2 separate regions of the Homo sapiens genome follow, and region 2 is linked to region 1. A link is an interaction called in ENCODE POLR2A ChIA-PET data of the cell type or tissue named here. Cell type or tissue: GM12878. All regions are shown on one strand. Each heading gives the region's core, and the rest is flanking DNA. Links, peaks and the distances in the headings are about the cores only. Region 1 holds the start of LOC124900317 (a long non-coding RNA gene). Region 2 overlaps CCND2-AS1 (CCND2 antisense RNA 1).

Region 1 (5,374 bases), core at 205-5,204:
CAAGTGCCTGCTCTTTAAATTGGAGGACCTGAGGTGAGCCGCTGCTATCGGGGGGATCCTGGCCACACGCAGGAAATGAATGGTGGGCAAGTGAGTGAAGCTTCATCTGTATTTATAGCCACTCCCCATTGCTCACATCACCACCTGAGCTCCACCCCCTGTCAGATTGGCGACTGCATAAGATTCTCATAGGAGCACAAACCCTACTGTGAACTGCGCTTGCGAGGGATCTAGGCTGCGTGCTCCTTGTGAAACCCTAATGCCTGATGATCTCTCACTGTCTCCCATCACCCTCACATGGGACTGTCTAGTTGCAGGAAAACAAGCTCAGGGCTTCCACTGATTCTACATTATGGTGAGTTGTATAATGATTTCATAATATATTATAATGTAGTAATAATAGAAATAAAGTGCACAATAAATGTCATGTGCTTCAGTCATCCTGAAACCACCCTTTCCTCCCCTGCCCCATTCATGGAAAAATTGTCGCCCACGAAACCCATCTCTGGTGCCAAAAAGGTTGCAGACCACTGCCTTACAGAATGTGGGCAGCCTAAAAGCTAAGCTGGTGAGACTGGGACCAACAGGTATCTCCAGATTTGGGTTGTCACTAACCCATCAGGGACTCTCTCAGACACCCTCAGCAGGAATGGAGAGTGAGGTGGCCCAGGCGCTTAGAGACACAGAGAGCGAGCCAGAGGAGCCGTTAGGGAACAGGGACGTGGCACAGGGAAGAAGAGTAAAGGAACCTCAGTCATGCGGTAGCGGCTTGAAGACAGGGCGATGAGTAGGTGCAGGCATTTGCAGAGAGGGGGCAGTAATAGAGGTCACGAGGCTGGAAAAGCCTCCAGTGGGCAGAAACCAGGAGGCAGACGGGAGAAAAATACCACAGCCACGGGAGAAGCAGGGTGAGAGCAAACTGAAAGGTCTGTCTGCAGCATGGACAGTTCCAGGGTTGATTTTTGTCCCTTCAGCTGCAGTGGCCTCCATATCATCCATGGGCAGCCGCCGCCCACCATCTCAGCATGTTTTGGCAGGTGCATTTTAAAACGAGTTCCTGGCATCTTATAGAGATAAATAGGGTAGAAAATAAAAGAAAATAAAAAATAAGACATAGCCTTTACCCTCAGGGAGCTTAATCTCCGGTTCTCATAAAAGCCGAGCTACTACAGTACACACAAAAATCGGAGTCCAGTGACTAAACTCGCGTGTTTTGTAATTGAGCAGAAATGGACTTAATTCCCAGCTCTGCCATTTGCTAACTACGTGATCTTAAAAGCATTTCCTGACCTAAGGCTCCACTTCCTCATGTGTAAAAAGGTCACAAGGACAGCACCTGCACAACCAGGGTGCTGGAAGGATTGAGGGAGGCAGAGCCTGCAGGGCTGGGCACGCACCTGGCATGTGAGGCTTCGGCAGACGGCAACCTTTATTACCCAAGCTCCTTAGACCAACAGGCATTTCCTCTGTCCACCTGCATTACTATTGTGTGAATTCGGATTCCTCAGGTGCTGCTGTCCTGCAGGAATTTGGCTCTTGAAGCAGGAGAGGGAGAGGAGACCAGGGAAATGGGGACAGCTACTCCCGGAAGTTATCACAGGGGAGAAGGGCTCAGAGCCCAACTTAATAAAAAGAGCATTGCATCAGTGCTTCCTGGGGCCCACTGGCATCCCCTGTAAGCTGCACATTCCCTCCCCAGCCAGGCCTCTGCTAGCAGCCTCTCTGTGCTAGAGGAAACCTAGGGACAGGGACCGCTCCAGCTGCAGGCAAGTTCCTAGAAAGTCCAGTGGAATGGATATCATTCCTGTACTGTGAGTAATCGGCCCAAACAAAGCCCACTGGTATTTCCGAGTCCATTCCCAGTGCCCAGAGCTGGACCCAGTAGCTCAGCAGCTGCAAGGAGTGGAATGCAGTTCTCTAGCATGCTGCCCTAGATTCAGCCTTGGAGAAAGACTCCTTGCCCCAAGCGGGGAAGGTGCTCTGAAGGTCATCTCGTCTATGCTCCTGCCTCTGGGCCCAAACATTGTAAGACACAGGGCTTGGAAACCCCCTGTAGCCCAAGTGTGGGGACCAGGGAGCCTGCATGAGGATTCTAAGGATACAAGGTGGAGTCAGGAAAAGGATGTCCCTTTCTCCGTTGCCTCCTTGAGCTTCCATTAGAAGGACTTGCAGGAGAGGGGAAAGAAATCAGGAAAAGAAAAGCTGAGCCTCCGTGGTGTCTCTACCCCGACTTCTCTCCTGCTCCTCCTTTGGTCTTGGGGCAGGCCAGCCCTGTCTGCCTCCCATCGCTTTCCTCGCTTCTGGGCCACTAGTCTGTCACAGTCACCATTTCTGGAAGTTCAGAGATAAAGCTATCCTTATCCTTTCGGAACAGTGGCACCTGCTTTGTCAGCTCTAGGTGGTAGGGGTTTCCCTAACTGGGTTGCCGATGAGCCCGGGTCATTCACACTGGGGAGTCAGGTCTTTGGCCTTAGCTCACTGGGTCACCCCAGTGGTTGTCCCAGGGAGGTCTTATTGCCACCTCTTGACAAATGAGGAAGCTGGGGCACAGCAACATGAAGTGACTTTTGCTCAAGACCCTTCACCGGTCCTTCCACTGCCTGGACACACCCTGCCAGGCATCTCGAGGCTGATTTTCAAGGGAACAGAAACTTCCACCGCTGCCTGTGCCTCGCCTAGCTCCCACCCAATACGAAAGAATGGCACACTTATAGGTCACACGCCCCAGTTCATTGCTCCCTAGCTCCCATGGGAAAAGGCATAAAGTGTCCTTTCCAAAATGGTGACTGTCATTTCCCCCAGCCTAATTTAAGGCAGGCGTGAACGTTCCCCAGAGAGTTCACCTGGGCTGTCCTCCTGTGCAGTTGCTGTGCAGAAATGTTTCCTCCGTGTGCATTGCCTGCTGTCATTTCTTGGCTTTTCCAGAGTGTAAGCTGTGGTCCTGGGTGAATAGGGCAGTAGGTAGGGTTGGGGGTTCAAGGGTCAGTGGCCCTCAAACCTGGTACCCTGTGAACACCCTGGTCATTTTGAATTTACCGGCTCAGGAAAGAAGATTCCTTGCAAGCACACAGTTGCCTGTGGTCAGAGGGATGATCTCAAAGTGCTCTTAGTTCCTGGGCCAGCAGCCAGCTGCCTTGGATGGTCAGAAGGTGAAATTTGAATGCTGGTGAATGGGAGAGCGGAAGTTCAGCAAGGCTGAGTTAAGCCCATTCATGAAAAAGATCTAGTCTCACTTCCTTATTGCCAGGAGTTGTGTGTGAAGAGTGTGTGTGTGTGTGTGTGTGAGCACGCGCATGCACATGCACGTGAGCTTGATTACTTTCTGCCTCGCTTCTTCCTCCACCCCTACTCTTTTCTTTTTTTTCTCTCTCTCTCAAAATCTTAAGTTCATCTTCAGGAAACTGCCCAAGAATGTGTAGCCGGTCTGTGGTTTGCTGAAAAAAAGAAAGAAAAAGAAAGAGACAGATTCATACAAAAGCAATTCTCTCTCTTTCACCCTCTCTCTCTCTGTTTCTCTCTCTCTCACACACACACAGTCTCTCACACACACTCACACTCACACACACACACTTTCCAGGTTGTGCTGCATGCACCTCCCCAGCTGTTCTCCCATTCAGTCCTGTCTGGCTTAGGGAGGTGAAGTCATCTCTGGGTGGGAGATCATCCCGGTCAAAGGCGGGGTGGGGGAGCCGTCATGGCTGACCCACAGGGAAAAAATTCACTGTTACCCAGTTAGCTCCCACCTCAGTGGACCACATGGTGCTTCTGGCAGGTTGTGCCTATGGCTAGTGGCGTGATTCCCAAGTTAGTAGAAGGCTGCTGTGTGGCAGGTACCCTCCCCTGTTATCTGTGAGATGGAGGTGATCATGATATGGGCTCCTCATGGGTTGTTGCAGTGATGAAGGTGAGGCACACAAGGTCCTTAGCACAGCATGTAGTCACAGGTGATCTCACTGAACATCTCCGGGGCAGGGGGCTCACCACCTCCAGGGCAGCCTGTTCCATTTTCAGCAACACAGCAAAGAAGCCACCAACCCTGCTGGGCTTGTCAAGTCTTGGGAGGAATCGAGGCACTTCTTTTGACTTTAGAAATAGAAACCGAGATGCTGACCAAGAAAAAGTATGCACCCAATGCAGTTTGACCTACCCAGATACACAGGGGCCTCACGGACATGTGCCTGAGAAAGAAGACGTAACTCAGGGAAGGATATGACACCAAAGCCCTCAAAATGATTAACTGGAGCAGGTGATTTTGAGCCCTCAGTACTTTCAGTTGTTACTCTCAGACTCTGACCAAGAAGTGCTTACTGGGCACCCACAATGATTTCAGAGTATTCTGGAAGGAGTGCACCTGTCCTTCCAGCTGAGCCTCCTCCGTGGGTGCGGCAGGTAGAAGGGCATATAGGTGCTTTCCCCGCCTGTAGCCAACATCCCCTGAGCTGTTGATGCCCTGTGAAATCTCTGTGAAATCTCTTTCTCGCTGATCCTACACATTTGGAAAGTGCTGTCATGACAATTATTACTCACAAAGTTCTCTTGCTGAGGGAGGATGGTCACTTGGCATGTATTATTCTCCCCATTTTACAGACATGGAAACTGAGACCCACAGAGATCCTGGTGGTGTAGTTTGAAGCTGCTGGAATTCTCCAAGCTGCTCTCCCTGCCTTTTAGGCTGTTTCTCCTAGTGGTGCCGGTGACACAAAGAGCTGTTCTTATCCTCTCCTGTCCTGAGTTATTATGCAGTGAGTTGAGTGGAAGTTTCTAACCACCCCTCAAGTTCCCTACCAAGGAACTTAGGGAGGTGAAGTCATTTCTGGGTGGGAGATCATCCCTGTCAAGGGTGGGTGGGAGATCATCCCGGTCAAGGGTGCGTGGGAGATCATCCCGGTCAAGGGTGGGTTGGGAGATCATCCCGGTCAAGGGTGGGTTGGGAGATCATCCCGGTCAAGGGTGGGTTGGGAGATCATCCCGGTCAAGGGTGGGTTGGGAGATCATCCCGGTCAAGGGTGGGTGGGAGATCATCCCAGTCAAGGGAGGGTTGGGAGATCATCCAGGTCAAGGGTGGGTGGGAGATCATCCAGGTCAAGGCTGACCCACGGGGAAAAAATTCACTGTTACCCAGTTAGGTCCCACCTCAGTGGACCACATGGTGCCTCTGGCAGGCCGTGCCTATGGCTAGTGACGTAATTTCCAAGCTACCAGGAGGCTGCTGTGCAGCAGGTACCTCCAGGTAATGGGCCATCCCACATCCATGCCCTTGGTTTGCCTTGACCCTGGCTTTGGCAATGTGATTAACATCCATTGGGTGCCTACTAGAACTTCAGGGAGTGGACACGGAGGCTGCAGACCCCAGGTGGAGAAGGATGGGCTCCCA
Region 2 (5,374 bases), core at 217-5,216, 130 kb after region 1:
TGATGGCTGGGGTTCCAATATTGTGTTTGAGTCCCAGCTCATCCTGTAGCCACTGAGCACTTAGGCCCCCATTTCCTTCTCTGTAATATGGTGATAAAAACAACATCAACTCATGGGGTTCTTGGGAGAATTAAATGGATAACCCCATAAAGCAGTTACAGCGGTAGGTGGCACATGGTAAGTGTTCAATAAATGTTGTCTGATCATCTGAGAAATGTACTCATGCAAGAAGCCGCTAACACCAGGAGATGCCACACCAGCGAGGTCACATGATACCTAATAGCCAAGGCCAAACGAATAGTAGAGAGGGTATATTTGCTGCAGGAGAATAGGGTATGAGTGTTCTTGGGGGCACCAGGACCAACTGGGCCAGCTTCCAGAGTGTCTGAGACTTCTGTCACCCAAATGACTGGTTTGAGCCACAGCCCACCCAGGGATGAATGTGGAGCAGCCTGGACCTCAGCACACTTGGGGTTTCTGTCCCCCAAAAAGAACTTGGAGTCTTACGGGTGTGGGGGATGGCTGGTCAGGAAGGGATTCGCAGAGTGGAGTCACTGGCGCCAGGGACTCAAAGATGGACAGGATTCCCAAAGGTCAGGGGCAGAGATAATAAAGAGGCCAGCCTAAGGGCAGCCCGTCTACTCTTTCTAGAGGCCCCCTTGATGGTCACCTCTTCCAGGGTTGAACATTATGCACTGTTGGGAACGGATTCCTCTCTCTCCCTGAAATTCCCCAGCTGCTGCTCAAACAGAAACCTACTTTTGCTTGCCTGGCTCTTGGTGGAGCTGTTACCTACATCCCCTCTCCTAAAGAGCAGCCCTTCTCAGAGCTGAGGGCTGAGGTCCCATCAGCCCTTCCCTCGGGCTTTCTCCTCTCCCGAGGACCATGTTCTGCTGGCCTCCTGGAAGCCATGACTCGCCTTTGTGCACGGCCCAGCACAGAGAAGCCAACCCTCGAGGGGACTTTGAGGTCTCCCCTGGCAGGGACCCAGGCTTGTGGCTGCTGTGTAGTTGCTGTCTCCACCGCCTCCACCTTCCAGAGCTGTAGGGGACACAGCTGCCACTGGCACCCCTTCCCAGTTCAGCTCAGAGACTTTATTCTCAGGACCCTGGCATTCCACTCTGGGCCATCGCGGGGGATTTCAAGTGAAAAACAAAACAGAACAAAAACTGAGGAATGTCTTCCTCGGTGAAACAGAAGCCCAGCTCTGTCACTTACTAGCTGGGTGACCTGGGGAAAATTACATGACTTTTCTGTGCTTTGGTTTCCCAATGTATTAAACAAGGATAATAGTAATTTCTATTGCGCCTGTTTGGAGGAGTGAGTGAGTTGATATAAAGGATGCGTTTAAAACAGTGCCTTTTACAGCATTAGGGAACTATTGGCATGTTGTTCTTTTATAGTGGTTAAGGGTGCAGGGTACTGAATCAGGCAGACGGTGGAGACATCAATTCACCTCTCTGAGCTTCAGTTTCTTCATTTTCTTAAAATGAGGGTAATGACAGTACCTACCCGTTAGACTGTGGGAGGACCAAATGAGGTGATGCACGCTGGTGGTTTTATGTGAATGATTTAGCGCAGTCCTTGGCATGTAGTGAACCAGAAAAAGGCTTACACCTTTAAAAGAAAGAAAGAAAGAAAGAAAAATCTTGAAAGAACAAAGGAAGGAAGGGAGAGAGAGAGAGACCAAGAGAGGGAGGAGAGGAGGGAGGGAGAAAGAAAGAAGGAGAGAAAGGGAGGGAGGGAGGAAGAAAGAGAGAAAGAGAGAGACAGAGAAAGAGAGAAAATAAAAGATAGAAGGAAAGAGAGAAAGGAAGGGAGGGAGGGAGGGAGGGAGGGAGGAAAGAAGGAAGGAAGAAAGGAAGGAAGGAATGAAGGAAGGAAGGAGAAAGGGAAGGAAGACAGGGAGGGAGGAAGAAAACCCTGGCTGAAAAAATAATGACCAAACTCATTAGAGATCTAAGACAGGCAACCCAGCCTCCAAAATGCAGCTGGCTACAACAGCGCCTCCAGTCTGCAGCCTCCTCCAGAGTGGTCTCCACGCTGGGTTATCCTCATGCCCTCTTACTGTTCCTGGTCTGGGGTCTTGCACATCATAGCCACTGAAGTAAACAAGTGTCAGATGAACAGCATGTTTAAACATGTCTACTCAGCCCCCAGGAAAACAGGGGAGGAAAAAGAATCCTTTTAGAATGTTACTCTACTTGTTCAACACACAGGGTTCTACCATCCAAGAGGTGGCTGTGTGAGGGTGGCAGAGATGGCATGAACCAGCCACCGGGCTGTTGAGGGTAGTAGTGAGTGCCCAGGCTTTGGCTTTTGAGAGACTGTGGTTCATGTCTTGATTCTGCCCATTTCTGGCTGCAGGATTTGGGCAAGTTTCTTAATCTTTCTAAGCCTCAGTTTCCCTCATCATAAAATGGAAATTGTAAAACTTACCTCATTAAGGAGTTGTGAGAATTAAACGAATTATTTGTAAGATACAGACAGTGCCTGGTAGAGGTAAGTGCTTCATATATTTGGGCTGTTGTTGTCAACCCTGGATTTCCCAAAAACCTGAAGACAGCAGGGCATTCTGTACATTAAGTTTTAGGGAAAATCTTGTACCTTCTTAGTTTTTCTGGTTGTGGGGCAGGAGAAAAGGGGTGTGGTCATGACCTGAGCCCCTGGAGTGCTTCTGCCCAGCATCAATGACATGTGCCCACCCTGCTTTGGGGTCATTTTGCTCCTTTGGCTGCAACTGTCATTCCCCTCACCATCAACACCCCCTCCTTCTGCAGAGACGGTGAACACGCTGGCATTGTTCCTTCCAGCCAATGGCTTCTCTCTGGCCTGTGATTGGTACCCCCCAGATTCCAGTGCAATCCAGGCATCCCAGCTATGTCAGCGTGACTCAAATTGTGTGTGCCTGACATCCACATGGCCCCGTAGAAGGCTGGCTCCAGCAAGAGGGCATTTGGAACGCTGCTGAATGCTTGATGGCTGCCAAGTTATCTTTTTGGGGTTAGGCCATTAAAGTTGCATCTGATGTTTTATGGAACAAACCAAGATAAACTGCATGTTGAAATCCATGAGACATGAAGAAGATTTTTACAGATGAAGACACAACGGCAGCTAAAGTTAGGTGGGTTTTTTCCCCCTCAAAACTTTGTAGTTTTTCTTCCACACGGCTATTTCAAAGCAGAAGCAATCCTCAAAAGTGAAGCATAGACGCTGCCATAGTAACAGGTTCAGCGAGACCTGGAGCTGCTGGGGCACCTGGAAAGAACATGGATCTGTCTCTCCGCTCTCATCATCCCAACCAGAGTCGTCTGCTCCATTCCTAAATTCTCTACTCAACTTTCCTCACGTACCCTGACGAAACGTCCTTTTCTGTGCAAACCTAAATTTGTCCTGGTGCTTTTTAATGCATCTCCCAGCCCTCTCTATTCTCATGCTACTTGCAAGCGACCAAGGAGCCAGTCACTCCACCCAATTCCTGGCCCTCTGGGCACACTGTGCACCTTCCGACTTTTGTTCCTGGGCTTTGTCACCTTTGTCCAGAGCACCCTTCCTTTCCACTTCTGCCCACTGTTCATCCAAGCAAATGGTCCAAGAAGAGTCCACTCAAATAACAGGCATACTGCCAGGCAACGATACGATAAGAAAGATTAGCAGACCAAGTATCAGAGCCTTTTAACCCTTGAACCCAGGACTCAAGCACACCTCCTCCAGGCAGCCTTCTCAGTCATCCCCTCGACTGAACCCCTCAGTCTCCCTCTTTTTGCACTCCCTTAACCTTCAATTGACCCCCGTCTCCCTAAGTAAAAGCTGTGTGTGTGTCTGCTTCCCTCCAGACTGTAAGGCTGTTGAAGATGGAGACCTCAAGATGCTCATTCTCTTTCTTGGACCACTTAATTGATAGAATCAGGACTTCAAGCTCTTTCTCCTTCCACTGGCACTTGAATGCATAAAGAAGCAAGTGCGACGATGCTGATGGCACATTATGTATACAAGCAAACAACTGGTGAAGGAGGGCCCCCAAATGCCATTAATTATGGGAAGTCGTAAAATTCTGGCATATCCTTGCTATTGAAAAGCATTCTGCACTTAAAATGAATGAAGTAGATGTATATGTACTGGCATAGCAAGACTCCAAGAGATGATTATTCACTGAAAAAAATCAAGTCACAGAACAATATGTTTGGCATGATCCTATTTAGGTTTTTAAACTGTTAAGTTCCAAAAAGAAAACCATCAGGATCTCTCTGATGTGACTGAGGAAACGATGAGTTATCTGAAAATGTTGGGAAAGTGAGAAATCATAAAAAATGAATCATACATACCATACACATTTTATTTAAAGTTAATGTACATTTATTTACCAATCTCTTGGTAGCAGTCCAAAGCTTTTTGAGTCTGGGTCTGTTGATTAGAGCTGTATACCATTTTACTGAGTATGTAAGCCATACTCAGAATGCATTGTCTAAGACTTCTAATTTCATTTTCTTTAAAGTGGGATGACAAAAAGTTATGGATACAGTAATTTGAGCACAGGATCCTAAATTATGCTATGTAGAGGCTGTGTGATCTACATAAGTTAAATATCATTGTTGAGCATAAATTTCCAATCTGCAACACAGGGCATTAATAATATACCCACAGGTAACTGATAGGAAGAATGATGATCCGGTGTGTACAATCCCTGGTGCTCAATAAGGATGAACTAGTCTATTAACTATTTTACTTTCCGCTCATTATAGGACAGTAAAAAGACAAAGCAGCAGCAGGCCATCATCCTACCTGGGACTCTGGCCACCTCCTCTTTCTGCCTTAAAGATGCTCAAAGTCTGGGCCGGGCACGGTGATTCACCGCTGTAATCCCAGCACTTTGGGAGGCTGAGGTGGGCGGATCACCCGAAGTGAGAACTTTGAGACCAGCCTGGCCAACATGGTGAAACCCCAGTCTCTACTAAAAATACAAAAATTAGCTGGCGTGGTGGTGCATGCCTGTAGTCTCAGGTACTTGGGAGGCTGAGGCAGGAGAACACTTGAACGCAGGAGGTGGAGGTTGCAATGAGCCAAGATTGCACCATTGCAACCTAGCCTGGGCGACAGAGCGAGACTCCTCCATCTCAAAAAAAAAAATGCTGAAAATCCATAGATACCAGGGTGAAATTAGTATCCAATATGAAGTGTGAATGGACGAGAACCTGCTATATGCCAGATCTGTACTAGGTGGAATGGCAGCATACTGCTCAGTAAGTTCATTTTAGTTCATTTTTGTTCCAAAGGACATTATGATCTAATGACAAAGGTTTGATATACATGGGAAGATGATAGTAATAATAATATACAGTATCAATGAGGATATCGAGGATATTTTCAGTTACAG

The links. ChIA-PET counts read pairs that join two places held together with the same protein. Peaks named below come from ENCODE experiments on the same cell type or tissue, not always from the same donor. Only the 100,000 strongest peaks of a DNase experiment are listed, where the experiment ranks them.
Region 2: POLR2A ChIA-PET joins it to region 1 with 6 read pairs; 9 of 35 experiments call an interaction of 5 or more read pairs at or near these places.

Annotation. Positions count from the first base shown.
Region 1 is chr12:4,115,045-4,120,418 of GRCh38, forward strand. LOC124900317 (a long non-coding RNA gene) reads right to left here and starts at 3,175. Exons shown (of 4, transcript XR_007063173.1): 1 at 2,844-3,175. It also overlaps the pseudogene RPL18P9. RefSeq lists enhancers at 1,938-2,932, 3,334-3,463 and a silencer at 2,804-2,853. In GM12878, for the core only: a CTCF peak has its summit at 2,501; DNase peaks (open chromatin) are centred at 3,247 and 4,257; H3K4me3 peaks cover 3,315 bases; H3K27ac peaks cover 4,487 bases.
Region 2 is chr12:4,249,928-4,255,301 of GRCh38, forward strand. The region is part of intron 1 of CCND2-AS1 (CCND2 antisense RNA 1); the gene reads right to left. Among named protein-coding and RNA genes, the nearest start is that of CCND2, 21 kb to the right of the region's middle. In GM12878, for the core only: CTCF peaks have their summits at 766 and 1,410; no DNase peak of the experiment used is centred there.